2 separate regions of the Homo sapiens genome follow, and region 2 is linked to region 1. The links are chromatin loops, found by intact Hi-C in ENCODE. Cell type or tissue: HepG2. All regions are shown on one strand. Each heading gives the region's core, and the rest is flanking DNA. Links, peaks and the distances in the headings are about the cores only. Region 1 holds the start of TRS-CGA3-1 (tRNA-Ser (anticodon CGA) 3-1). Region 2 holds the start of TRY-GTA1-1 (tRNA-Tyr (anticodon GTA) 1-1).

Region 1 (17,153 bases), core at 7,751-10,250:
TGATATTGGTGATTCCAATTAATGGGAAAAGTGAGGGTGAGAACAATACTACAATCGGAAAATTTTCTACAAGGAAAGAACAATTCCAAAATTTCTAAACTTGGGGATCAGGGAATATATACTTCCATGTTTCAAGGTAAGGGAGCAGAAAGAGGGTGTTTCCGTAGTGTAGTGGTTATCACGTTCGCCTAACACGCGAAAGGTCCGCGGTTCGAAACCGGGCGGAAACAGGTAGGCTTATGATATTCTTGGTTGCTGCTTAGTTTCTATTCCTTCTTACGCACGAACCAGTTTGCGGTTCTGGACTTTAAAAATACGCAGTTCTGAGCTCAATTTGTGGTCCAGAAGTCTAAGATGAAAGATTTCTCACGCCACTGACACAGAAGCCCGTGTCACCCCACCTCCTCTCGCCCCAGTAAGTTTCCCATCGCTTTTCCTCCTCTTCTGGGCTTCAGAACCCTAGGAGGTGTCAATCCCAGGAGACGCCCACGGCCCAGGACTCGGCCTACGCAGCTCAGGTGAGACTGGCTTCCTTGGAATTCCATCTTAGATTTCTGGACCACAAATTGAACTCAGAATTGTGTATTTTTAAAGTCCAGAACCGCAAACGGGTTTGTGCGTAAGAGGGAATAGAAACCTAGCAGCAACGAAAAATAATATAAGCCTTTCGCGTGTTAGACAAACGTGACAACCACTACACTACGGAAACCTCGTGTTACTGCGCTTTTACCTTACTAAGTCTGCGGGTTTCCCGCAATTCGAAATTCCGCAGCGGCCGCTACCGAGTGTCAGTTAACGGATAGCAGACCTCTCGGGCAATTATTAGTAGTAGTACTATCGGTACTGTTAGTGCCACACAATATTTCTAAAACCCATCAAGCGTGGACGAGAAGGAAGAGCTGTGAGGAGAGAAGGGTAAAGGAATAAATAAAAATATATTCCTGCCGTCAACGGCCTGGATAATCTGTATTGGACTAGGAGACTTCAATTTTCGTGACCGCCTTTCCCCTCCACGTTTCCACCAGCCGAGAAGATCCTCTGGGACTTGATTCTCAGCGGGGCTTGATCTCAGACATTTCAATTCCAGTGCGTTCCTCCCAGTGGGAATTCGGGGCGCGACTTCGTGCGCACTGGGCCCACTCCCGGCCTTGCTCGCTGCCAGGAGCCTTCTGTACAAACGCGACCTTCTCCCAGGACTCAGCAATGAGCGTTCAGCTCGGTTCGAAATGAGCTCCCAGCAGGCGACCATCCTGAGTGAAGGAAGGGAACCCGACCATTTCTGGAATCAGCGTAGTGTTCACGCCGTTTGCGAGATTTCTCGGAAATAAGAAAGAAAAAGAGGAAAGGGTTAAAAAGTTTAGCGACTTTGTGTGTTTCGTGGCCTATTTTGGTAAAAATCGCGAACTTTAAGACAGGTTTTCTTCTGGGATAGACATACACTCGGAGGGCGTTTCTACTTTCCTAACCTACATTCTGAGAGATTATTTCCTCATTTTGTCTCCTAGTGTTAAACTCAGTTAACACCCTGCCTGCAATAAGTGACTCCCCGCAAGTGGCAAAGACTGGGCTCTCCTGATGGTCGATCGCCAACCCCTACCCCCAGTGCACTAAGAGAACTCTCACGATCATGCTGATACATGAATTCTTTCAAACTTATTGAAAGAAATTTAAATGACTTCCTTAGAGGTTAACTCACACCAGATCTCAGATTCTGGTTGTTTTATTTTTTGAGTCGTAATTTCACTCTTGTTGCCCATGCTGGACTGCAATGGCACGTTCTTGGCTTATTGCAAGCTCCGCCTCTCGGTCCGCCTCTCGGTTTCAAGCGATTCTCTCTGCCTTAGCCTCCCAAGTAGCTGGGATTACAGGAATGTGCCACCACGCCCGACTAATTTTTAGTAGAGACGGGGCTTCACCGTGTTAGGGTGGTCTCGAAATCCTGACCTCAGGTGATCCACCCGCCTCAGCCTCCGAAAGTGCTGGTATTAAAGGCGCGAGCTACCGCGCCCAGCCCTCAGACCCTGGTTAATTTGACAAGGTAAAGGAAAGAGGAGGCAGAAACTAACATTTTAAGAATCTGGGCCGGGCGCGGTGACTTAAGCCTGTAATCCCAGCACTTTGGGAGACCGAGGTGGGCAGATCACCTGTCAGAAGTTCGAACATGGCGAAACCCTGTCTCTACTAAAAATACAAAAATTAGCCTGGCGCGGTTGCTCACGCCTGTAGTCTTAGCACTTTGGGAGGCCGAGGCAGGCTGATCACCTGAGGTCAGAAGTTTGAGACCAGCCTGGCCTGCAGGGCAAAACCCCATCTCTACTAAAAATACAAACAATATCTCGGCGTGGTGGCACACGCCTGCAATCCCAGCTACTTGGGAGGCTGAGGCAGGAGAACCGCTTGAACCCGGGAGGAGGAGTTCGCAGTGAGCCGAGATCACGCCATTGCACTCCAGCCTAGGCAACAAGAGCAAAACTCTGTCTCAAAAAAAACCCCTGATATATATACTACACATTTTAGAGGTGTTATCTTCTATAACACTCCTTATATATAACTTCCTGAAATGCTGTGCGTGTCTAACTTTTAAAATGCTTCTTCATCTGCAAGTCATGGTTTGATGTCTCCTGCAGTCTATGCCTCATACTCCATGAACTCCACGCAATCAGTCTCTTTTTCATGACTGGACTTTTCACCTGAGGTTCCCTCTAGCTGAAAAGCTTTGCGCTTGGCTTTGCCTAGTTAGTTATCTTTACCTCGTGACTGTATCTCAGGGAAACTATTTTTTCTTTAGGAAAGACTTCCTTAAACTACATCAGTGAAAGTCCTGTATTCCTCGTAATACCATGAACTTTGTTCCCTTGCCACCTTTACATTTATGAGCATAATAACTAGATTGATGTCTGTCTCCCTAGAATATAAGCTGCATTTGGACAGGAACAGTGTCTGTTCTTGCTCATCAATGAATCCATACTGCCTTGCGCTCAATGAATACCTTTGAATATAAGACTGAACCCTTACCCTGATTCTCTGAGTAAACTATTATTTTCCTAATTTTAAGTTGAAGCACCGAGGCTTGCAGCGATCATCTGTCTTGCCTAAGTGTGGAGCTAGTATGTGAGTTATGGCTCACACACAGATATTCCTGGCTTTACAGTCTTGCTCATTCCTTAATATACTATTGGATGTGGGTATATTTTTAACAAATCTCCAAAGTTCTGATCTTTGTAATTCCCTATAAACTAATAATGAAAAAGAAATCACTAGAACAATAGTAATAGCTACAATTTATTACCAGCCATTAAATCAAGTATTTAATGATTTTTCATATGTAAACGAACAAAGCAAGCCTAAGGTGTAGGTGCAATTGTTGCTTACAATCATTTCCCTGTCTTATAGATGCAGAAGTTGAGGAGCAGGGACGTTAAATAATGTAAATAACTTCCTCAAGCTCACACAAGTTATAGAACTTGGAACCAATATTTCTATCCATGTGTGTCTGAGGTCAAAGTATTCCTCACAGCCGGGCAAGGTGGCTCATACCTGTAATCCCAGCACTTTGGGAGGCTGAGGCGGACAAATCACGAGGTCAGGAGTTTGAGACCAGCCAGGCCAACATGATGAAACCCCATCTCTACTAAAAATACAAAAAATTAACTGGGCGTAGTGGCAGGCACCTGTGATCCCAGCTACTTGGGAGGCTGAGGCAGGAGAATTGCTTGAACCCAGGAGGCGGAGGTTGCAGTGAGCCTAGATTGTGCCACTGCACTCCAGCTCAGACAACAGAGTGAGACTCTGTCTCAAAAAAAAAAGTATTCCTCACTATTGCAGTTTTCAGGAAAAAGGAAGGTTCTATGAAAAGACACTGGTATTAAGAGGGTGAAACTGAGCATATAATATGAAAATGATTTTTACAATATAGGGAGAGGCAGAAAAAGCTCAATATAGAGACACTCTGAGTATATGGAGAGTTGCCAGAGATAACTCGTACAAATATTATGCTTGTAATTGGTACTACTTCCTGGAGAAAATGGGAAGTGCATATTTCAAAGTAAAAGGAGGACATTTTTCATTTAAGAGAATGGGTATGAACAATGGCCCAGGAAATATTCCCTAATGCAAATTAAATGTATTGCTACCCTTGGATGCGGGCATTAGAGAAATACTAGTCTGCCGGGCGCGGTGGCTCATGCCTGTAATCCCAGCACTTTGAGAGGCTGAGTTGGGCAGATCACCTGAGGTCAGGAGTTCAAGATCAGCCTGGCCAACATGGCAAAACCTGGTCTCTACTAAAAATACAAAAACAAATTAGCCAGGCTTGGTGGCGCCAATTCCAGCTACTCAGGAGGCTGAGGCAGGAGAATTGCTTGAACCCGAGAGGCAGATGTTGAAATGAACGGAGATCACACCACTGCACTCCAGCCTGGGCAACAGGGTGAGACTCTGCCTCAAAAAAAAAAAAAGAAAAGAAAAGAAATTCTAGTCAGATACATGGTTCTTTTGGTGAAAGCTGTTTGTTTTGGTAGCAAGAACCATCCCACTTCCCTTAGAGTCCTTTCTCTTTCCACACTTCAGACGAATTTGCCTCCTTGCCCTCCTCAAATACACTGTCTTCCTCTAAGTCTCCCTGGAAGACTAGAAAGATCTCTAGGCAGGAAATCTGAATATCTGAGCTTCAGTCTTAGTGTTTATTATGTTGTGTCCTTGGGAAACTCAGTGACCTCTCTGAATTTTATTTTCTAATCTGTGAAATGGGATAATGAAACCTGTATTCTAATGTATTTTCAACAAATATTTATTGAATGTCACCCATATCTCTTCTAGGTATTAGTAATCTGACAGGAAACAAATATCTTGCCCTCATGGAGTTTGCATTCTCATAGGGAAGACAGAGAATATACAAAATAAATAAGTTATATAGTGTGTTTTTAAAATGATCGTAAGTGGGCCAGGCGTCGTGGCTCATGTCTGTAATCCCAGCACTTTGGGAGGCCGAGGCAGGTGGATCACCTGAGATCAGCAGTTCAAGACAAGCCTGGCCAACATGGCAAAACCCCATCTCTATTAAAAATACAAAAAGTAGCAGGGCGTGGTGGCACACTCCTGTAATCCCAGCTACTCGGGAGACTGAGGCAGGATACTTGCTTGAGCCCAGGAGATGGAGGTTGCAGTGAGCCGAGATCATGCCAGTGCATTCCAGCCTGGCAGACAGAGTGAGATTCTGTCAAAAAAAAAAAAAAAAAAAAACTGAGCCCTGAGATATCCTGGTACAAGGATGGAGGAGAGCAGGAGGAACCAGCAAAAGAGAAATTGAAGGAGAAAGACAATGAGTGGTGAAAAAATAGACAAATAGATCAATGACAAACAATAATGACAAATAGATCTAGAGAGACCAGAAATAGACCTGTACAAACATGGTAGTCAAGTAGTCAATCTTTGACAAAGAAGCAAAGGCAACACAATAGAGCAAAGATAGTCTTTTCAACAAATGGAAACAATTGAACAACTGAACTTCCACATGCAAAACAGTGAACCTAGACACAGACACACCCTTCACAAATATTAACTCAAAATGGATCATAGCTCTAAATATAAAATGCAAAACTGTTAAGCTAAAATATAACAGGAGAAAACCTAGATGACCATGGATATGGCAATGACATTTTATTTTATTTTATTACTCAATTAGAAAATGTTAATGAAGGATCAGGCCCAATATTAGCATAAACTACCTCAGTATCAATAAAAGATATTTTTAAAATCAGAAATAATTAAAGTGACACATACCTATTTTGTTTTTTTTATTAACTACATGGGCACCCATGAGAGGATTCTAATGATTCTAATAATCTTAGGATTGTCAGAAGTAACATATGGAAGAAGAAATAAGATAAAAGACCTACAAAAGGCCAGGCACAGTGGCTCACGCCTGCAATCTCAGCACTTTGGGAGGCCAAGGCGGGCGGATCACGAGTTCAGGAGATCGAGACCAACCTGGCTAACATGGTGAAACCCCGTCTCTACTAAAAATACAAAAAATTTGCTGGGCGAGGTGGCACGCGCCTGTAGTCCCAGCTACTCCGGAGGCTGAGGCAGGGGAATTGCTTGAACCCAGGAGGTGGAGGTTGCAGTGAGCTGAGATCTCGCCACTGCACTCCAGCCTGGGCAACAGAGCGAGAGACTCCGTTTCAAAAAAAAAAAAAAAAACCTAAGACAGTTGCTCATAAAGAAAGCAAGAAAGCAACAAAGCTAAGACTCCCACTCAGAGAGTGGGCAGTACTTCCTCTCGCTAGGGGCAGGTCAAAAGGAGGACTCCCACGGGAGCCTAGCTTGGGTCCCAGTTGGCAGAAAAATATAAACAGATGTTCTGTTGGGCGACTCGAATAATTCTTATTTTTATATACAATCTTTCAGAAAAGAACTATAATAATTATGATGTGATACTATTCTAGAGAATAACTAATTGATATTTTTACTTTATTAACCTTTTTTCTTGTGTGCATACAAACATGCACATATACACAGTTTTGGAGGAAAAGACAGTTATAGTTCATAGTTTACTATAAATGCTTATCATCCAACTCAATAGAAATTTTCTACAAATGCGTATCATACAATTCGAGAGAAATCTATGTGCTCCAGAATGTACAAAAGTTATGCAATGTTCCAAAGAGTGTCATTGTCACCTCTGGTTTTTTGTTTTCTTTAAAGACAAGGTTTCACTCTGTCATCCTAGTGCAGTGATGTGATTATGGCTCATTGCAACCTCTGACTCCCAGGCTCAAGCAATCCTTCCACATCAGCCTCCCAAGTAGCTGGGGCTACAGGCGTGTTCCACCACACATGACTAAGCAATCACATTTTAGATAAAACATCAAAGATATGTCCCATGAAAGAAGTAATAAACGTCATTAAAATTTAAAATTCTACTCTGCTAGAGATAATATCAGAAGAGTGAGAAGACACAGATTAAAGAAAATATTTGCAAAAAGCTTATGTAATGAACAACTTATTCAAAATATGCAAAGGACTCTTAAAACTAAACAGCAGGAACACAACCCAATAAAAAAATAGGCTAAAGACCCTAACAGATATTGCTAAAGAAGATATACAGATGGCCAATGAGCATAAGAAAAGATGCTCCACATTATATGTAAACAGACAGATGTATTATTGTTTTAATTGTATTATACCACTCACTACCCACCTATTAGAATGGCCAAAATCTGGAACACTGACCACACCTACACTGGTGAGGTTATGGAGCAACAGAAACTCTCATTCATTGTTGGTGGGAATGAAAAATGGTACAGCTACTTTGGAAGACAGTTTGGTGGTTTCTTACAACACTAGACATACTTTTATTATATGATCCAGCAATCACACCCCTTGGCAACTATGCAAAGGAGCTGAAAACATGTCTACACAAAACCTGCACATAAATGTTTATAGAAGCTTTATTCATAATTGCCAAAAGTTGGAAGTAACCAATATGTCTTTCAGTAGGTAAATGAATAAATATACTACGGTACCTCAGACAATGGAATATTATTCAGCCCTAAAAATAAATGAGTTATTAAAGCATGAAAAGACACGGAGGAATCTTAAATGCTTATTACTAAGTGGAAGACAACCAGGAAAATTGTTACCCTAAAGTCAATTGAAGAAAGTGTTGTAAGAAGGAGAATGTATTAATAGCTGCAGCTATCCCAAGTAAGGTGAGGACTGGGAAATGATTTTAGCCATGTGGAGATAATCGGCGACCTTGTCAAGGCATTATAGGATCACTGACAGTCCTTCAGAGGCTGGTAGGTGGATTAATGTGGTGATAGATGTGCGTGGAAGGTCTCTTCTGATTGTGAAGTAGGAAGTAAAGTCATCAATTGAACACAAGGATGGGAGAGGAGGTGTTGGAGCATTGGCATGAGAGATATGAAATAGTGACTTATTTTTTTTTTTTTTGAGACGGAGTCTCACTGTCTGTCACCCAGGCTGGAGGGCAGTGGCGCCATCTCAGCTCACTGCAACTCCGCCTCCCAGGTTCAAGTTATTCTCCTGCCTCAGCCTCCCGAGTAGCTGGGATTACAGGCGCGAGCCATCACATCTGGCTTTTTTTTTTTTTTTTTTTTAGTAGAGATGGGGTTTCGCCATGTTGGCCAGGCTGGTCTCGAACTCCTAACCTCAGGTGATCTCCCCCCCCGCCTCGGCCTCCAAAGTGCTAGGATTACAGGCTTGGACCACTGCATCCGGCTGAAACAGTGACTTAGAACAAGAGGATTGGGAGTGGACTAATCTAATCGCGTATGGTACAATTTGCCTGGTAGCCTTGAGCACCTACTTGACATTCATTGTCATGAATTTAAAGTGAGGTCTGTCAACTGATTGTTTTTCTTCCGCCATGTTTAGCTGCCCTGGTTGTGGCTTTGCCAAAGGAGTACAAAGTGAGAGAGGCAGGGAAATTGAGAGTGCAGCAAGAACGTGACTCTAACATGTGCTGGGTAAAGAGAGAAGAAAATTCATGAACTGGAGGGAGGAATAGGGAACAGACAACTGAGTCTCCGGGGATTTGTTCCAGCAACAAAAGCAGCCACTAAGCACCAAATAAGTTTCTGATGCATAGAGAGTCAGATAACAAGTAAAGATTAAGACACTATTATGTTTCCCAGGAACTTCTTATTGAAAGAGAGAGACAAATATATAAAAAGTGACAAATACAAACACGGAAGCATTAACCTGCCGTGGGAACATTAAAAAGCGAGAGAGTCAAAGAGCCTAACACGACTTCCTCTGAAACAAAAAGTGTCCTCGGAGCTGTGATGGCCGAGTGGTTAAGGTGTTGGACTCGAAATCCAATGGGGGTTCCCCGCGCAGGTTCAAATCCTGCTCACAGCGTCGCCATTTTCTGGTTAGATTTCCAATTTGCTACTTTCATCAGTTAGCTTTCATTAGTTCACTAGGATAGAAAGTTGTGAGTGCTATCGCTGTGGCTTTTACAGCGCGCGCACACTTGTGGAAATGTACATCAAGAAATATGTACATTTGAAGGCCGGGCGCGGTGGCTCACTTCTGCAATCCCCGCACTTGGGGAGGCCGAAACGGGCGGATCATTTGAGGTCAGGGGTTGGAGACCAGCCTGACCAACACGGTGAAACCCCGTCTCTACTAAAAATGCAGAAAAATTAGCCGGGCTTACTGGCGCACGCCTGTAGTCCCAGCTACTTGGGAGCCTGAGGCAGAAGAATCGCTTGAACCTGGGAGGCGAAGGTTGCAGTGAGCCGAGATCGCGCCACTGCACTCCAGCCTGGGAGACAGAGTGAGACTGTCTCAAAGAAAAAGAAGATACTAGTTGTCTTACATCTAATCATAATGGCAAATACAAGACAGGTGCAACGTTGAAAATATTAGGAATACAATTTCCCTTTTAGATTACTAGTATGACAGCTTTCTTAAAGCATTCTCAGGCAGCAATCTTTACTTTGTATTTGTCCTGATCTCACAGCTGGTGGGAGCCAAAAAAATTAGGATGATAACAATCCGTCATATGCATTAGTTGCTCTTCAAAGCGTTTTGTATAAACGAGGAAACAGAGGCACAAAGAGGATATATTTTGGCTTCTGACCACCTTCTTAAACCCATACGAAACTTCGTCTCCTTATAAGCACTTCTTCATTTTCCACTATTTTGCTTACTTTGAACAGCTATGCAAGTAAAGTTCCTTTTTCTAAGTTTCTATGTCAAATGTGATTCTGAAAAATGTGTACTTTCCCGAATTCTTGACTCCTCGTTAAATTTGAGTGTCTTCATCTGCTACTTTGAGTTGTAATACCATTTTACAATAAACTTCTCCCTAGTGAGTGGGTACTTGTTTTTTCCTTTTGGACGAGAAGAGGGAAAAACTATGATTAATACTTCCAGAAATGTATTACAAAGCACTTTACTTTTGGCAATATCTAAATTTAAAATAATACATATTGCTCATTACTGATCCACATACATCATTAGTGCCCAATGTAAGTATATTAAAAATGAAATTCAGGCCAGACACGGTGGCTCACGCCTGTAATCCCAGCACTTCGGGAGGCCGAGGCGGGCGAGTCACCTGAAGTAGGAAGTTCGAGATCAGCCTGACCAACACGGAGAAACCCCGTCTTTACTAAAAATACAAAATTAGCCGTGCATGGAGGCACATGCCTGTAATCCCAGCTACTTGGGAGGCTGAGGCATGAGAATCACTTGAACCCAGGAGGCGGTGGTTGCAGTGAGCCGAGATCGCGCCGCTGCACTCCAGCCTGGGCAACAAGAGCGAAACTCCGACTCAAAAAAAAAAAAAAAAAAAAAAAAAATCAAATTCAGGTAAAAGCAGCTGATTGGCCTGAAAAATAAGTAACAAAAAGCTAAAAAGTAGGCACACACATGAAAGAGAAGATAGAAACACCAATATTGCTTTGAAGGAAAGACATTCATCTTAGCTCATATATAATGTTTCAAAGATGAAAAATGGTCATTATTTTCAATAAAGACACTTTATGTGAATGTCTATTATGCCAACAAACCACAAAAGAAAACATGCTTTCCTTGAATCAGTGTGGTTTGGGGTTTTAATCCCTACCTAAATAAAGAAACAATCTTTTTTTTTTCTGGCCCCAATAGTATAATACAATATAATTATGAAAAGAGTAACAGTTAAGACAGCGTTACAGGCAGGGGCCAGTGGCGCAATGGATAACGCGTCTGACTACGGATCAGAAGATTCTAGGTTCGACTCCTGGCTGGCTCGCTTGTGCTCTCACTTTTTCCTTCTTCAAAGCCGTATTAACAATCCTGTGAATGTCCTTTTCCAGAGTGGTGCTGTTACTTGAACGTGAAAGAGACAAGCGTCGAAAGAGCCAACTTACAGGATTTTGTTTCTACCTTTCATCTCATTCTCAACTGGAGAAAGGAGAAAGGAGAAAAAGACCATTAGAAAGCTTAAAAATCAAAGAAGCTTTAAAAAAATGTTTTTTCACGTATATCTTCTTCATCGGTATTTTTTTCCATTGGGAGAAGTCCACATTCCTGGCGTCTCTGAGGCACAGCTCTTTCCCTGGGCATGACTGTTGTCAAAAAGAAAGGGGACATCTGAAGAAACGTTGAATCATAAAGGCAGGGCTGTGGGGATGCAGGATGCAAGCTGCTCCTTGCATCAGCTGGGCCCCCTACACAGAGCTCAACCCTGAAGTCGGTGGACCCACCTCAGCCTCAACATCGCCCCAATCCACCACTCCCGCCACGGGCCTCTTCTCTGCCTCCCAGGTTCCCACCACTTTTCCTCCGCCCTGAGATCCTAGAGAAATAGAAGACAGGAGAATCGGCAGGGACAGAGATAGACAGACAGACAGACAGACAGATAGACAGATATCCCAGAAGAAGATGAGTGTGGAAGGTGGCAGCTTTGGGGCGGTGTCTGAACAGAAGGACCTCCTTTCTCAGCGACCAGGAAGATGGTGGAGGAGAGAGAGGCTGGGAGGCAACCACAGTCAAGCGGGGGAAAATTCCTCAAACTAAACCAAAAGAGCATCTTAATATGTGGCTCGGTTTCCGAACGTGTAGCTTGGATCTTCGCTCTGCATCTCAGGTGAGTTTACTTTAGTCACTTACCAGTATGCGCTGTCAGGGGCACTGCGGGTAAACGAATGAAACCACAAACCTGGTAGTCCAAATGTGTTGGGCTGTGGCCAAGTTGAACGGAGAACTGGCGATTCTTAAAACACCGCATTCACTTATATACTCTTTAAGCTAAAGGGGAGAAATTTTCCGTGAAAGCCAGTGGCAGCCTCACGTGGTGTGGGCATTTATTTGCCTTGGAAACTGCCTGGGATCAGAAAAAAAGAATGAAGCACAGCCATTGCGAGGAACAAAACCTCGTATCTTGCTGCTATTAGTATCACACTCTCACCAAGTCACTGGCCACGCTGAGCCTGCTTTCCTTTCCCTATCGAAACTCGTTTAAAGCGTCAAAATAATATTGTCTCCCTTTCAATATTGAGAATGAAAAAAATAGAAAAAAGTATATATTGCTTCCTAACGTTTCACTAAAAACTAAACAGGCAAATGTCATATCTCTTCTTAATTCCCCATTCCCTAAAACACACCCACCTAGCTGCCGCACTACTCCAACCCAATTTTCTTCAGTACATTCTTCCTAATGCTTGCATCTTTTTTGTTGTTCTTTGTTTGTTTTGAGACGGAGTTTCGCTCTTGTTGCCCAGGCCCAGGCTGGGGTACTATGGCACGGCCTCAGCTCACCGCAACCTCCGCCTCCCGGGCTCAAGTGATTCTCCTGCCTCAGCCTCCCTAGTAGCTGGGATTACAGGCATGAGCCCAGCTTATTTTGTATTTTTAATAGAGACGGGGTTTCACCATATTGGTCAGGCTGGTCTCCAATTCCCGACCTCAAATGATCACCCCGCCTCGGCCCCCCAAAGTGCTGGGATTACAGATTCGAGCCACCGTGCCCGGCCTGTTCTTTTCATTTTTCACAATAAAGGGAAACGAACGTAAATAGCCTTCTCGCTTGACGAATAAGAGGGCGTCTTAATTTCGGATTCAGAGCACCTGGGATTCGATTCGGAGCACCTGTGATTCGACAGGCTTAAATTAAAAGGCCTCCCTTCAGGTAAGTGAAGGGCCCCACTATGGCATCCAGTGGCCCGTACGGGGATCGAACCCGCGACCTTGGCGTTATTAGCACCACGCTCTAGCCGACTGAGCTAACCGGCCACACGAATGCGCTGCTGTTTTAAAGGAAACCATATATAAATTCGTTGATATTTTTGTTTTTCTAAATAAAACAGAACTTTTTTCTTTCTTACTCCTTTCAAGAGACCTTTGAGACTATATTTACAGACTTTAGCAAGGAAGTCCAAACTATTTTAACTCTGAGCCAGACTAGAAAATTCACGGAGAAATTTTTGACAGAGGATGTGGAAAAAGCGCTGTAATAGGATTTTCAATGGTGAGTGAAGGGAACCTCCTCTTTTTATTTTATTTTTGTTGTTGTTAGACAACAAATTTTTTTTTTTGAACGGCACTGCTCCTTGCGGAGTATGGCTAATTCAAAGGCAGTACGCCCAGAGTCGGCAGCCTTCTCTTTTTAGAGTCATGTCAGTGTACTGGATCGCAAGTTGCAAACTTCCCTTTAGTGACTTGTAACTTAAGGACTTATTATTTTCAGGTTGGTTCAAGACAACGCCGCCGAAAGGAAGGCGAATGGGGTTGAGGGAAAGAGCCGCGCCTTCTCAGTGTCTCTGAAGTCACAAACATAAGCACTGATGTAATCGGCGAAGATATTCAGGGGTGGAAACTGAGGTAGCCCAGCAGTACCGGAATTACATAGTAAATCTGGTATGTTTTTTGAGGGTGGTAGAAAAGGGCTACAGAGGTTTGCAGAAGGGCAAGGTTGTGGTGGCACCCCGCTAGGTATTAAGTCTCATTTAACAGCACTTGCTGTGTGTCACTCAAATTCTAACTTGGGAACCGAAGGATTTCAGCCCGAGTTGGAGAGGCCAGAATAAGTGAGATACGCTCTTTCATCCTTGGTCAGGCTACTGGTTTCATCACCTGGAGACAAGTTGAAAGAAACCTCCTGCAGCGTCAGGAACTATCTCTCTACATGTGCCTGGGGTTTCCTTCGTGTTTTTGGAACTTTCAAGATCACTGACGCCTAATAAACTTTTAACGAATATATTAGCAGTTAAATGAATCAGCAAGTAACGATTTTGTTGATTCTAAAACTGACGCTGGCGCGAGGAAGTGTTGGAATTCCAGTGTTACTCTTAATGTATTCAACGGTTAAAGACCGAAGTACCACCAGGAGCTTCGATGTTTTTCATTCTTCTAGTCCTCAAGAGGTTTTATCCTAGGTGTCAAGAACTGAGGCTTCTACTTGCTCAAAAATCACCTGAAAGTAAACTCTCTGATACAGTTCCTGCAGTAACACATCCTCTTCACCGGTCGCAAGGAATTACATTCTGGCTTTTGAGGATCCCTCTTGCACATTCTGACTGGTGTTTATATACCTCCGAAGTTCACATGTAAAGCCATACCAAGGGAATGAACTTGTCATATATGACATCAACACCGGAAGGATTACCCTTTTTTCTCCTTCAGATAAATGGGAGCTAATCTTCTAACATTCCTGTACTCTGTCCTGAGGCTTGTTGGTAGGCAGAGCTCTTCATGCTGTCCTGACTCTAACAGCACCAGCCTGGGTACTTGCTCTTTCTTTTGTAACGAAAACCAAATACTATTGAAGAAAATCTGCACCTGGGACTAGAGAAATCACATTTTTTGCTAGTAACACCTAAGATTAAAATCTGTTCTTCTACCCCACCCCCACCTTCAATTGTGTTTCCCGGATCCAAAAACCGTATTATTCTTTACTTTGCTTCAAATGAAATACTATGTGTTAACGTTACCAGCAGTAATTCCAGACAAAAAGAGGAGTTCAATACAAGGTTTTCTGTCCTTCCTTAACCGTAAACATGATATAAAATGAGGATCAAATCTCCGTTAATCCTAGATCCTAACTATCCCCATATCCTCCTCAGAGACTATCGAATTTCTTACTTTCTTATCTTCCCTAAAATAATCTATGCATAATCAAGCATATCATTACTATCTTCACCTGCATTATAGGCAACACAGCGGAACATCTGTCACAAGTGTCTTGTAAGATATATGTATTGTTTTCTTTTTCTTTCTTTTTTTTTTTTTTTTTTTTTTTTGAGACGGAGTCTCTGTCGCCCAGGCTGGAGTGCAGTGGAGCGATCTCGGCTCACTGCAGCCTCCGCCTCCTGGGCTCAAGCGATTCTCCTGCCTCAGCCCTCCCCAAGTAGCGGGGATTACAGGCGCCCGCCACCACACCCGTCTATTTTTTGTATTTTTAGTAGAGACGGGGTTTCACCATGTTGTCCAGGCCGCTATCGAACTCCTGACCTCAGGTGATCCGGCCGCCTCAGCCTTCCAAAGTGTTGGGATTACCGGCATGAGCCACCGATCTTGACCATGTAAGATAATTTCAAAATATTTATGTTATATTCCAGATTAGGTTATTTTAATTTTCTAAGACTGCCTCAGGAAAAATACTGAATCAATACTAACAATTTTTTTTTAAAGAAATGTGGATGACCTCACCGTGTTGTCCAGGCTGGCCTTGATTTATAGAACCAAGTGATCCTCTCGCCTGAGCCTCCCAAGTATCTGGGGCCACTGTGCTCCCGCACCTGCCACTGTGCCCAGCTCATTTATTTTACAATGTGAATATATATATGCGCATATATGTGTGTGTGTGTGTGTGTGTGTGTGTGTAATCACATATAGCCTTAGTATTACTAAAATTCAGGTTATTTTTAATATGTCCTCTCTTGCGTCTCTGCACAGTAAAAATGACTAGCTATGCACTGGGACTGTCCCTGCAACTGAAAACAACTAAAATGCTGTACAAAACAAGCAAAGCTTCTAAAAAAATTCAAAGTGCTGATAATAATTTAAGGATTTAACAGACCAAATTCTGAGTGAAAGTAGAAACACAGGGAGTTAAGCATAGAACTGAAAGTGCTTGGCCAGGCGCCGTGACTCACTCCGGTAATCCCAGCACCTTGGGAGGCCGAGGCGGGCAGATCACCTAAGGTCAGGAGTTTGAGACCAGCCTGGCCAACAAGGCGAAACCCCGTCTCTACTAAAAAAATACAAAAATTAGCCTGGTGTGGCGGAGGGCCCCTGTAATCCCAGTTACTCGGGAGGCTGAGGCAGGAGAATCGCTTGAATCCGGGAGGCGGAGTTTGCAGTAAGCCGAGATCAAGCCACCGCACTCCAGCCTGGGCTACTCCAGCCTGGGCGATACTCCGTCTTAAAAAAAAAAAAAGTGCTTATGCCCTGATTCTTATGTGTTTCATAACATCATGACATGTAAGTGTGGCCGGGCATGGTGGCTCACGCCTGTAATCCCAACGCTTTGGGAGGCCGAGGTGAGGGGATCACGAGGTCAGGTGACCGAGACCATCCTAGCCAACATGGTGAAACCCCGTCTCTACTAAAAATACAAAAAAATTGCTTGAACCCAACAGACGGAGGTTGCAGTGAGCCGAGATCACGCCACTGCACTCCAACCTGGGCGACAGAGCGAGACTCCATCTGAAAAACAAACAAGCAAAAAAACATGTAAGTGCACACTGAATGAGGTACTGAATAAGATTGCTTTCTTCCCCTCAACGAATTACTAAAACCTGTGGAGGAGCTCATGTTTATGGGCGTGGAACTGCGTTTTGTGAAATGACTTACAAGAGCCCTTTTCATTATAAAGGCAAATGCATGTATTCCCTTACCATATAAATTAAATGTCAATATGGACTTACATATTGGTAGATGGCTGACATTTGGTGGAGGGCCAGTATTACACAGTTAACGCGGCCAAACATTAATTTAGCAGAGTCGACATGTACAAAAGAGTCCGGAAACAGCTGTCGAAACCCGGAATTGAACCAGAGACCTGCAGAAGATCTTCAGTCTAACACTCTCCCAATTGAGCTATTTCGGCCATCTATAAGGAATGAGTTGGTTTTTTTTTTTATTCTTTTTTTTTTTTTTTTTTTTTTTTTTTTTTTGTCAGTTGCTTTCAAATCGCCCTTCATGAACACCCTCCTAGTTTCCCTTCTGGGTGCTATATTTCAGAGAAAGTAAAACATATGTGGTTCCTTAGGAAATTAATTGGATGGGCATAGGGATTTTGTGATTCAAAACTTCCTGCTGAAATGGGATGCTTCCTAGAATTGAAGACACCACCAGACACCACCATCTGGGATAATTTCTTTTCTTTTTTTTTTCTTTTTTTTTTTTTTTTTGTTTTTCTGAGACAGTTTTGCTCTTGTTGCCCAGGCTGGAGTGCAATGGCGCGATCTTGGCTCACCGCAACCTCCCCCTCCCGGGTTCAAGCGATTCTCCTGCCTCAGCCTCCCAAGTAGCTGAGATTACAGACATGCGGTACCACGCCAAGATTTTTTTTTTTTTTTTTTTTTTTTGTATTTTTAGTACAGATGGGGTTTCTCCATGTTGGTCAGGCTGGTCTCGAACTCCCGACCTCAGGTGATCCGCCCGCCTCGTCTCCCAAAGTGCTGGTATTA
Region 2 (12,743 bases), core at 1,816-4,315, 1.1 Mb after region 1:
AAAGAGGGTAAAGGATATAAGAGACGTTTTCCCACACGGGGAATTAGCTCAAATGGTAGAGCGCTCGCTTAGCATGCGAGAGGTAGCGGGATCGATGCCCGCATTCTCCAGTTTTATGTGGTTTCCTCTCCCACCTTACCCTTTGGCCTTTACTCCTATCTTTCCATGAATATCTTGCTGACACATAAGCAGCTAACAACACACTCCCGTATCATAATGGGGGTGGTCTTTCCTTCAAGCTCAAGATTCTCTCACCACCCATGAAAACCCATCTACTCGGTGGTTCCCTAGTCCTCAGATTGTTCTATCGTAGACAGAGCTGGGTACTTCGAATTTCTCTCACTATTTTCAGTTCTGAGTGTTGGCCTCTGCCAGGTGCATTGGCAAATCTATTATACACTTCGATCATTTATGTATTACATTTTTATCACAGCAGACTGAGGACGTATTACAAATTTTTTTCTTTTCCTTTTTTTTTTTTTTTTTTTTTTTTGAGACAGACTTACTCCGTCGCCCAGTCTGGAGTGCAGTGGCACGATCTCGGCTCACTGCAACCTCCGGCTCCCGGGTTCAAGCGATTCTTGTGCCTCAGCCTCTGGAGTAGCCGGGATTACAGCTGTGCGCCACCACACCGGCACATTTTTAGTAGAGACGGGCTTTCACCTTGTTGGCCAGGCTGGTCTCGAACTCCTAACATCTAGTGATCCACCCGACTCGGCCTCCCAAAGTGCTGGGATTACAGGCGTGGGCCACCGCGCCTGGCCCTGTATCACAAATTTTAAAAGATTTTTAAAATTACATTTTTATTCTTGGAATCTATTTCCTACATGTCCGACCTATTGAGGACCACCTTAAGTTGTTACAATTGTAACAAAGGCACTCCCATTATCTCAATAATATGGTGGATGGGCCAGGCGTGGTGGTTCCCGTCTGTAATCCGAGCACTTTGGGAGGCCGAGGCAGGCTGATCACGAGGTCAGGAGTTCGAGACCAGCCTGGCCAACATGGTGAAACCTCGTCTTTACTAAAAACACAAAAATTGGCCCGACGTGGTTGCGCATGCCTGTAATCCCAGCTACTCCGGAGGCTGAGGCAGGAGAATGGCTTGAAACCGGAAGGCGGAGGTTGCAGTGAGCCGAGATCGGGCCACTGCACTCCAGCCTGGGCAACAAGAGCGAAACTCCGTCTCGAAAAAAATAAATAAAATATATAAAAATAAAATGATGGAGAGCCAAAGGGTATGTAGGTATGTTTGAGGGTTTTTGTTTTGTTTTGTTTTGACGTTCACTCTTCCTCTTCTGAAGTCATCTTGCTATATCTTGCCGGAGGGTGGGGTGGGGGGGTCTGCTGCTGTTACTGGTGCTGGCACATAGGAGGAGAATTGTGACAGAGAATCTATCTGGACTGAAATCTATTGTGCCTTGGCAAGAAGCTTAGTCCAGGACTATTTAACAAATGTTGCATTCAAGCCCCAAACATTACCTTTGAAAATACCTATTTGTTTTGTTTTGTTTTGTTTTGTTTTCTGGCTGGGTGCGGTGGCTTGCGCCTGAAATTCCAGCACTTTGGGAGGCCGAGGTTGGTGGATCAACTGAAGTCAGGAGTTCCAGACCAGCCTGGCCAACATGGTGAAACCCCGTTTCTACCACAAACACAAAAATTAGCCCGGCGTGGTGGCGGACGCCTGTAATCCTAGCTACTCGGGAGACTGAGGCGGGAGAATCTCTCGAATCCGGAAGGTGGAGGTTGCAGTGAGCTGAGATGGAGCCACTGCACTCCAGGCTGGGCGACAGAGCGAGACTCCGTCTCAAAAAACCACAAACAAAAGGCCATTTTTCTTTTGCCCCCAACCAGCTTTCAAAAAGCAAGTTCATGGGGGAGCTATCAGTTTAGATCCATCTCCAGCCCTTAATAGGAGTGGCTTCCAATGCGTTTTGGGCAGGGCTCTCCAACCACCACCCTAATTCAATAAGCCTGGGCTTCTGTGTTTTTTGTTAGTTTTCCAGGTGGTTCTGATATCCAAGTTTGAGAATTATTTTCATAAAGAATAAAAGTTTGGAAACATGGGAAGGAACATACAAGAAATTACCAGGCACAAAATCCTCAGAAAACGCTTCCTTACTTTGATCTAGACAAAGATATTTGTCATTAAGAACTCTTCCATAGGTATCTGGGATCACATTTTTGAGACACAAAAGGGTACAATGGGATTAATATATTGTAATTAGATTGGCACAAAATTAGCAAATATGTACCACTGTTATGCCAGATCTCTACTTTGTGAGCTAATTCCCTATGTGGGTAGGAAATCCTGTCCATTTTTTCCCTTATGTACTATTTTCTCCTAAAATGATTCTCTTCTACCAGTGTTTTTCAAAACTTGCAGTACAGGAAAGTCAGCTGGTGAGCTTTTGAAACTACAATACCTGAATCTTACCTCCAAAGAAACCCAAGCATAGATGCTTTGTAAAATCTCCCCAGGTGATTCTAATATCGACCACATATTCTCTGCTAGGGTCGAAAGACACCACCATGACAATTAAAAGGAGAAGGGGGAATAGAACTCCTGAATTTCATCCCGGCTTCAGATGTATAGGGTTCAGACGCTAGTGGTTCAGCTTGTAACTGACTCGCAACGATTCAGAACTCTGAACACCAGGGCACGCGCGTGCCCCACCAATTACCAGTTGCTCCGAGTAATTCCCACCAGCCGCCCCTTTCCCCCGGCTGTGGATCCGGGGTTGAGGGGTGGAGACGCCTCTGTGGATCTCTAGCCCAGTGGACCAGTGTCTGATTCACTTCCTCAGTGCCCAGGGCTTCTAAGAGGGTTGGATTATACGAATTATAGGGATGAAGTCTTGATGGCGCGTGTTAAAAATTGTTACGGAGAATAATAAAAAATTAAAGAGATTCACTGCACATCCAGAATAGTTTTAAATAGATTCTTATCGAGGATATGTATAAGTGAAATACGCATTTCTGAGAATGAATTTTAAAACTTACGCAAAAAAAAAAAATTGTGAACTCCTTCGAGCCGGATTCGAACCAGCGACCTAAGGATGTCTAAGGACACAGCCAACTACAGTCCTCCGCTCTACCAACTGAGCTATCGAAGGATTCACACGACTTTCACTTCCCGCTGGGGATGCCATCTCTGCGGAAGGTTGGGCAATCGTGGATGCTTGTCGTCCTGTTTACCTGCGTCGTTGATGTTCTTTTGACATCCACTACCCCTTCGGAACTGACTGATATTCAGAGGCCCTTTTCTCTGAAACAGGGAGAAAACGGGAGCACCACCCTCACTAGTTTACAAAAAGAAACATAAAATGTTAAGGAGGCACAAGGAACTGATAAGAATTTAGCAATGACCATCTTTTGTTGTGATGAATGCATTATATAACCAATTTTAACCTCTACCTAAAAATAGAATTTGAAACACTTTAACAATGCAATTTTAATGGGATTTTATTGAGATAACTGACAGGAGGAAGAGAAGGAAGAGCAGGCTAAATAATGCAACTTCGAAAGCATAATAATTTTTTTTTTTTTTTTGAGACAGAGTCTCGCTCTGTCGCCTGGGCTGGAGTGCAGTGGCGCGATATCGGCTCACTGCAACCTCCGCTTCCCAGGTTCGAGCGATTCTCCCGTTCTCCCGCCTCAGCCTTCGAGCAGCTGGGATTACAAACGCAAGCCACCACGCCCGCCTAATTTTTATATTTTTAGTAGAGTTGTGATTTTTGCCATGTTGGCCAGGCTGGTCTCGAACTCTTGGCCTCAAGTGATCCGCCCGTTTTGGCCTTCTAAAGCCCTAGGATCATAGGCGTGAGCCCACAGCAGCTGGCCATCACATTAATTCTTAACTCAGCAAAAACCTATCCATGGGTGTGCTAAAATGATACATTTTTAAATGATTAACACAAGGTAATATCATTTCAAATATTAGTTTTGCAAAGTGTAAGATTCTTGTCTAGCTTTCTATGACTCTGAAGCTCAGAATAGCTATTATCCTCCCTTGTTAATGAAAAAATCCACTTGTGGTGGAATCTGGCATCCGAAATCTGTTTCATTATGGCCCGGCGCGGTGACTTACCTCTGTAATCCCAGGACTTCAGCAGGCCGAGACGGGGAGATCACCTGAGGTCAGGAGTTCGAGACCAACCTGGCCAAAATGGTGACACCCCTGTCTCTGTTAAAACTACAAGAATCAGCCGGGCGTGGTGGTGGTGGGCGCCTGTAATCCCAGCTACTCGGGAGGCCGAGGCAGGAGAATCACTGCAACCTAGGAGGCAGAGGTTGCAGTGAGCAGATATGTTGCCACCGCACTCCAGCCACTCCACAGAGCAAGACTCCGTCTCAAAAAAAAAAAAAAAAAAAAAAAAAAGAAAAGAGAAAAAAAAATCTGTTTCATTCTTTTTCATGTTCCATTAAAGATAATTACCTTGTCATATAATGAAACATGCACAGGGCAAATGATCCTTCTTGTGCAAGTAGGCCATTGAGCCCAATGTTCACTCCTTTATGGCACACAGATTTTTTTTTTCTTTTCTGAACAAAAATTGAAAGTACATTTAACTTGGCCATTAATCTCCTCAAGTCCATGAAACATTTATTTGAGTGGGGCGAGTCTCGATGAATTAAATGTAATGTTTTATCTCCTCTCCAACCTCAATTGCCTGAATAAGTTATCCTATTTCACAGATGTATTTACTTTTATACATTTGGTCAAAATACACTTTTCAAACGGTTAAATGCATGATTCATATACGAATATGAAATAAACACTTGTCAAAGGTTTAATTCACTAATGAGGGAATCATCAAGATGGTAAAACTGGTAAAACTGGATCGAAGAATTTATTGATAGTCACTGAAAGAAGCAATGCTGTAAATTAACATTGCTAAGTGAGGTAGAGAACTGGAAACTGCCTTACAGGACAATAAAACTGTACTGTTTCTACAGGACGGAAAATAACTAAATATCAGACGAAGTTCATTTGCATCACCACATCACGACGTTCCCTTACAAAGCTGAAAAACTACCCTAATCAATAAATAGTAAACTAGGCCGGGCTTGGTGGCTCAGGCCTGTAATCTCAGCAGTTTGGGAGCCTGAGGCAGCTAAGTCTCTTGAGACCAGGAGTTCGAGATCAGCCATGGCCAACATGGTGAAACCCTGTTTCTACAAAAAATACAAAAATTAGCGGGTCGTAGTGGTCGGGGGCCTGTAGTCCCAGCTACTGGGACTGGCTGAGGAGGGAGGATCCCATGAGCCAAAGAGTGTGAGGCCACAGTGAGCTATGATTGTGTCACGTCACTGCACTGCAGCCTGAGCGACAGAGCCAGACCCTGTCTCAAAAATAAATAGTAAGCCAAAACAATGGTACATACTCGTGGAGCAGTAATTTCTCTAATGGAGCAATTTTGCCTTCACAACGGTCATCTGACAATGTAAGAAGACATTTTTAATTGTTGTGACTGAGGAATATAGTAGGTAAATTGTTGTGACTGAGGAATGTAGTAGGTAAAGAACAGGAATGCTAGTAAACATCCTGTAATGCATAGAACAGCCCCCACAACAAAGAATTATAATATCTAGTCCAAAATGTCAATAGCGCTCTATTGAAACTCTGCTCTAGAGAATGAAAATAAGATAATCCTGGGCCTGCAGTTTTCTAATTGGCTCCCCTTGTCCAGATTGGTCCCCTCGGTTCTGTTCTCCACACAAAATGCCAGCAAGTTCTCACTGAGAGGTGTCTGAGGTCCATAAGATTGGCACCATTAAAAGAAGTTCCCCCCGGGCGCGGTGGCTCACGCCTGTAATCCCAGCACTTTGGGAGGCCGAGGCGGGCGGATCACGAGGTCAGGAGATCGAGACCATCCCGGCTAACATGGTGAAACCCCGTCTCTACTAAAAATACAGCCGGGCATGGTGGCGGGCGCCTGTAGTCCTAGCTACTCGGGAGGCTGAGACAGGAAAATGGCGCGAACCTGGGAGGCGGGGCTTGCAGTGAGCCGAGATCGCGCCGCTGCACTCCAGCCTGGGCGACGGAGCGAGACTCCGTCTCAAAAAAAATAAATAAAAATAAGTAAATAAATAAATAAAATTTTAAAATGCAGCCCATGTGGCAAACTAACATGCAGTTAATTCGCAGATTTGATTTCCATTCATTCATTCGGTAAAGGTTTACTGCGTACCTGCTGCGAGCTGATGGAAGAGGCCCTGGGTTCTTTGCGAGCGCGTGGTCCCTTGAGTCCCTTGAGGGTGAGGAAATCGCACCACCGACCTCCACGTGTAGGGGAGGACGTGGTGCAGCAGCGCCAGATAACGCCGGAAGAACCCCAAGTGGAGGCTGCTTGGGTCCCTCGGGAGTGAGTGAAGAACCAATTTCTGTGGCATGTGTTTCAACAGTAACTGTACTGTAATGCTTCCTAAAAAGTAAATATGTATTGAACTAATTGTATACATAGACCCTTTTGAACACAATTTAAAAGTAAATAATGAATTTTGGTAGTAGAAGTTACAGCAACATGGACAGGCTATTTACTCGTATGTATGATGTAATGGAAAGAACACAGAGAGGTATTGGAGCCACTTAGTCCACCTTTGAATCTATGTCTCACTAGTAGTATGACTTCCCTAACTTCCTCATGCCTTATACAAAATGGAGATGATGATAATGAAGGTAATACAGATCCTAAGGGGATAGTTGTGAATATCAAATTAAATAGAATTTGTAACGCACAGTTCTCAGAGTGTGCTGTCCACTGCCTTACTCCCACAGGCTCAAACAGGGGAACCCACAGAGAGTACTTTGAAAGCCTTTTCGCTGGGCCTTATCTTTAGTGAAATTAGAGTATAAAAAATTCAAGAATAACACCATAGGAAGCATACGAGTAATAATGTAATCATTAAAACAAGTCCCAAACAGTACCACAAAAAAAGCTAAGTACACAAGAATTTAGACTATGTAAGAGATCAGATTTGGTTGAGATTAATTAAGGAAAGCCTCCTAGATGGAGTTATAGTCCTTACAGAGGATTTTTTTTTTCGAGACAGGGTCACACTCTGTTGTTGATGCTGGGGTGCAGTGGTCCAGGCTGGGGTGCAGCGGTGGGATCAAAGCTCACTAAAGTCTTGAACTCCTAGGCTCAAGGGATCATCTCCCCTCAGCCACCTGAGCAGCTGGGATTAAGGCACATATCATCATGCCCAGCTAATGGGCTGGTTTATTTTGTTTTTGTATTTTTGTAGAGACTCAGTATGTTGAGTCATAGGTCTCACTATGTTGCCCATGCTTAGTTAGGAATTTTGAAGAAGCGATTGATCAGAATCACTTTTTTTTTTCCCCTGAGACGGAGTCTTGCTCAGTCACCCAGACTGGAGTGGTGCAGTGGCCCGATCTTGGCTCACTGCAACCTCCGCCTCCCAGGTTCAAGCAATTCTTCTGCCTCAGCCTCCCTAGTAGCTGGGATTACAAGCGCCCGCCACCGCGCCCAGCTAATTTTTGTATTTTTAGTAGAGACAGGGTTTCACCATGTTGGCCAGGCTGGTCTCAAACTCCTGACCTCGTGATCAACCCGCCTCAGCCTCCCAAAGTGCTGGGATTACAGGCGTGAGCCACCACTGGGGAATATGGCAAAACCCCGTCTCTACAAAAAATACAAAAGTTAGCTGGGCGTGGTGGCACGTGCCTACAGCTCCAGCTACTCAGGAGGCTGAGATGGGAGGATCACTAGAGCCTGGTGTTAATGGTGGTAATGGTGGAGGGTGTCCAGGTTCTTGGCGTCTTGAACAAAGAACTGGACAAAACGCACAAACAGAGCAAGGAAAGAATGAAGGGTTTTATTGAAAACGAAAGTATACTCCACAGTGTGGGAGTGGGGCTGAGCACAGGAGCTCAAAGGCCCCGTTACAGAGTTTTTGTGAGTTTAAATATCATCTACTTGGGGTACGCCCTATGTAAATGAAGAGGATGAATTAAAGTTACAAAGTAATTTACTCCGTGTATGCCCTATGGAGAGGATATTTCCTGTTATAGCTGAAGTGTGAGTTGGCCTTATGTTCCTTGACTCCAGGCCCTATTTTTCTGCCTCACTGGGAAGTCGAGGCTGCAGTGAGCTGAGATCGCGCCACTGTACTCCAGCCTGGGCAACAGAGGGAGACCCTGTGTCATAAATAAATAAATAGGAAGAAAGCTGAGTGAGATAGCCTGTTTTTTGATTATCCCCAATTCTCCCAGCTACATTACCTTTCATACTGTCCTCCAAAATAATGTAGTGACGTTTTCTTGGAAAGCTTATTACAACATGGCTGTTCCAGACCTATCCCCACTCCTGGTCTTGCCTCACAGAGTAACCCTAATGAGATAGGGCAGGATATCCTTCCACTCCCTGTCAAGATCTCGTCCTGTACTTGTCTAATAGGTGTCAGTGAGAGGTATCCGTTTTCTGACCTCTTTTATATTACTGTTTTTCCTTTCTGAAGTCTCCTTAGAGTCTATTGTTTCTGCATTTAACATTGGTATACTTTCACGTGATAATGCATGCCCCTAGAAGGGTGCCTACTTTTCACAGGGCAGCAGGAGAGAGACTGAGAACCAAGTGAAGGAAGAAGCCCCTTATAAAAACCGTTAGATCTGGTGAGAACTTACCATGAAGAGAATAGCGTGGGGGCAACCGCCCCCATGATTTCATTACCTCCTACTGGGTCCCTCCCATGACACACGGAGATTTTGGGAACTACAATTCAAAATGAGATTTAGGTGGGGAAACAGCCACACCATATCACACCATATCACCAGCTTTATAAACGGTTAAGAGGGACCTGAGGGTAAGGCTTATCAGATGAAGGGCTAGTATTCTCACTGCCTGATTATTACAGCAATCACAATATTGTAAACACACACAAAAATGGGCATCGTACTCCCAGAATGTTGGTTTTTTCCCTACCTCAAGATGATTTTATAAAAGTCTTCATAATCCAGTTCTTGGTTCATAAACACAGTAATTCAGAAGCCACTTTAGTCTTCCTGGTCTCTAAAATGTATATCGCTTTTCTTAGATTAATTATAAATTAATTAATTGATTGTCATGCCCACATCTTAGGTGATTCTGATGTCACTTGAAGCATTTTAGAATTACCAGTGTGAATTTTAAAAGTACAAGATTGTTAATAAACTATTATTTATCTGTAAGTAGTCTTGTGAACTTTTATGGCATTAGATGTGTCTTTAACCAGTTCTTCCAGTCTTTTCTGTTATTTCCTGGTTGTTTGCCTGTCACAATTAATAATTTACATTTGAAAAGAACCATATTTTCTAAATACATTTTTGCTAAATGTTAGTTCCTTGAGTATCAATAGTTCCTTGAGATGTTAATAGATGTTATTTGGTTAAAAAAAAAAAAGAGCATTGACTCCATTCTCTTTACCAGGCCTACTTTAAGCAATGAGCTGTAAATTTCAGAACATTAGAAGATAGATCAGTCGAGATTTTTCTTCATTTTATTTTCCTTCTATGAATAATTAAATATTAGCTGTGTTTTCAGCTCTCAGCTGGTAAGAACTTTGCCTTTTTTAGATGTTGTTGTCCTCTTTCAGTTAACACATATTCCATTACCCTGCCAAACCTCACCAATATTAAGTAATTATTTATTAGCATATAGTGCATACAAGATGCTGCCACTGTACATGCTTTAATACCTAGTTTCTCAAATTTCGCAACAATCCCAATCCAATTTACTGAGCCATTTTCTTTTCTTTCTTTGTTTTTTCTTTTTCTTTTTTTTTCTTGAGATGGTCTGGCTCTGTTCCCAGATTGGAGTGAAAGAGGAGACCACTCCTCATATTGTCTTATATTTAATTTCTTGTTTGCTGAAAAGGTAGAAGTTAAAAGAATAGGCAGAAGTGAAATTCATAGTCAGACAGCCCGGCGCCGCGCCTCGGGCCTGGTAGTTAAAATTCAACCCCTGAACTCACCACTTTTGGTATCTATAGATTCTAGACATTGCATGAAGAAGCATTGTGAAACTCCCTGTTCTGTTCTGTTTCGTTCTGATTACTGATGCAGGCAGCCCCCAGTCGTGTACCCCTCGCTTGCTCAATCGATCATAACCCCCACTTCATGCAGCCCCTTTAGAGTTGTGAGCCCTTAAAAAGGATAGGAATTACTTATTCGGAGAGCTCGGTTTCTAGGACGCGAGTCTGCCGATGCTCCCAGCTGAATAAAGCTCTTTCCTTCCCCAATCCAGTGTCTGAGGGATTTTGTCCATGACTCCTCCTGCTACAGGAGTGCTGTGGCATGAACATGGCTCACTGCAAGCTCTGCCTCCTTGGGCTTAAACCATCCTCCTACTCAGCCTCCCGAGTAGCTGGGAGTACAGGCACCTGCCACCACGCCTGGCTAATTACTGTATTTTTTGTAGAGACTGGGTTTCAACATGTTGGCCAGGCTGGTCTTGGCTTCCCAAAGTGCTATGATTACAGGAATGAGCCACAGCGCCCAGCCTGAGCCATTTTCAAACCCAGTATGTTCAGCCCCTTAATGTGAATCATTAGCTAGGAACTTGCCTTGCTGTATAATCTCATCCATACACAAATTTTACATGACTTTTGACATCTGAAGAAGCTCTTTGGATTAAAACAGAAATAATAAATGAGGACATGTTCTTAGGCTTGTCCCTAAAATAAACTCTTGACTAAACTTTCTTCCTTTACAAAAGAATACAAGACAATGTTTTGGGATTCTCAGAAATGACAAAAGGGACACAATTATCACAGTTTTTAGTTGTGTCATGTTTTTTATGTTGCTCTTGAAGGAGGTTATTTTCGCCCTATAGGGTTTTTACCATGAAAAGTTTTAAATTTACAAAAAGGAGTTGAAATAATATTGCAGTGAACAATATATACACTCCACAATCAACAATTGCTAGTATTTGCCATACTCGCTTTAAATCAATCTTTCTTTCTTGTGTATGGACACACACAGCATGTACATTTCTTTTGCTGAGCTGTTTGAAAATAAGTGACAGATGTGATGACTTTACCATTTAAACACTTCAGCAAGCACTCCTACATGTAAGAGCATTCTACACATCACAAAATTATTATTACTCCTAGGAAAAGTATCAGTAATTTCATTGTGTCTAATAACTGGCTTATGACCCAATTTCTCTAGTTATCCCAAGAATATATTTATGTATTTATTTTTTTGAACTAGAATTCAGTATAGAGTCACTCATTACATGTGACTGTAATGTCTTTAGTCTCTTAATATTTTTATAACATTGACTTTTTAAAGACCATTTGATTCATAGTTTTGTTGCATTTGATCCTCTATGTTCTATAAATTAGAAGGTATGTCTAGAAACTTGATTCAATTCAACTTAAAATATTTTTGGCAAAAGGATTTCGTAGATGTTGCTGGCATTTCATATTGTAATACATTAGACGGCCCAAATATTTTCAATTTTCATTTTAGATTGCTTTTAAGTCGATATTTAAAATCATGTATACATACAAGGCTAATTTTTTTTTTTTTGAGACGGAGTCTCACTCTGTCACCCAGGCTGGAGTGCAGTGGTGCGATTTCGGCTCCCTGCAACCTCTGCCTCCTGGGTTCAAGCGATTCTTGTGCCTCAGCCTCCCAAGTAGCTAGGATTAAAGGTGCGAGCCACCGAACCCAGTTAATTTTTGTATTTTTGGTACAGATGAGGTTTTGCTATGTTGGTCTTGAACTCCTGACCTCAGGTGATACACCTGCCTTAGCCTCTCAAAGTGCTGGGATTACAGGCATGAGCCATCATGCCCGGCAGGCTAATTTTTTTTTTTTTTTTGACAGAGTTTCGCTCTTGTTGTTCAGGCTAAAGTGCAGTGGCACGATCTCGGCTAACTGCAACTTCTGCCTCCTGGGTTCAAATGATTCTCCTGCCTTAGTTTCCCAAGTAACTGGGACTACAGGCACCCACCACCTCACCCTGCTAATTTTTGTATTTTTAGTAGAGATGGGGTTTCACTATGTTGGCCAGGCTAGTCTCGAACTCCTGACCTCAGGTGATCCACCCGCTTCGGCCTCCTAAAGTGCTGGGATTACAGGCATGAGCCACCACGCCTGGCCCCACTAACATTTTTTGATGCTATTTCTAGCACTCAAACCCTAGAATTATTTACAGAAGCATAAAGCAATGCACAATGTTTTATCCTTTTTTATTTAATTTTTTTTTTTTTTTTTTTTTTTTGAGACGGAGTCTCGCTCTGTCGCCCAGGCGGGACTGCAGTGGCGCGATCTCGGCTCACTGCAAGCTCCGCCTCCCGGGTTCACGCCATTCTCCTGCCTCAGCCCCCGAGTAGCTGGGACTACAGGCGCCCGCCACCACGCCTGGCTAATTTTTTTGTATTTTTAGTAGAGACGGGGTTTCACCGTGTTAGCCAGATGGTCTCGATCTCCTGACCTCGTGATCCGCACGCCTAGGCCTCCCAAAGTGCTGGGATTACAAGCGTGAGCCACTGCGCCCGGCCTATTTAATTTTTTTGAGACAGGGTCTTGCTCTGTCACCCAGGCTGGAGTGTAGTGGCTCCGTCACAGCTCACTGCAGCCTCAACCTCCTGAGCTCAAGCGATCCTCCCACCTCAGCCTCCCAAGTAGCTGGGACTACAGGTGTGCACCACCACACCCAGCTAATTTTTGTATTTATTGAAAAAGAATTTTTTTTTTTAAATACAGAGACAGGGTCTCGTTATGTTGCCCA

The links. Peaks named below come from ENCODE experiments on the same cell type or tissue, not always from the same donor. Only the 100,000 strongest peaks of a DNase experiment are listed, where the experiment ranks them.
Region 2: it touches region 1 in a loop (7-fold over the local background); 5 of 110 quality-filtered maps call a loop at or near these places.

Annotation. Positions count from the first base shown.
Region 1 is chr6:27,664,183-27,681,335 of GRCh38, reverse strand. It overlaps TRS-CGA3-1 (tRNA-Ser (anticodon CGA) 3-1), which reads left to right and starts at 8,805; the gene lies at 8,805-8,886. It overlaps TRI-AAT8-1 (tRNA-Ile (anticodon AAT) 8-1), which reads right to left and starts at 12,753; the gene lies at 12,680-12,753. It overlaps TRR-ACG2-4 (tRNA-Arg (anticodon ACG) 2-4), which reads left to right and starts at 10,699; the gene lies at 10,699-10,771. It overlaps TRV-AAC4-1 (tRNA-Val (anticodon AAC) 4-1), which reads left to right and starts at 158; the gene lies at 158-230. It also overlaps LOC124901292. RefSeq lists silencers at 148-227, 11,389-11,438, 11,272-11,566, 12,599-12,788, 12,535-12,817, an enhancer at 2,249-2,750 and a cis regulatory region at 12,377-12,895. In HepG2, for the core only: no CTCF peak of the experiment used is centred there; DNase peaks (open chromatin) are centred at 8,385 and 8,925; H3K4me3 peaks cover 2,075 bases.
Region 2 is chr6:26,559,231-26,571,973 of GRCh38, reverse strand. It overlaps TRY-GTA1-1 (tRNA-Tyr (anticodon GTA) 1-1), which reads right to left and starts at 3,116; the gene lies at 3,026-3,116. It overlaps LOC105374988 (a long non-coding RNA gene), which reads right to left and starts at 2,650. Exons shown (of 2, transcript NR_134611.1): 1 at 2,438-2,650. It overlaps TRA-AGC11-1 (tRNA-Ala (anticodon AGC) 11-1), which reads left to right and starts at 38; the gene lies at 38-110. RefSeq lists an enhancer at 2,445-2,574. In HepG2, for the core only: no CTCF peak of the experiment used is centred there; DNase peaks (open chromatin) are centred at 3,153 and 3,773; H3K4me3 peaks cover 896 bases.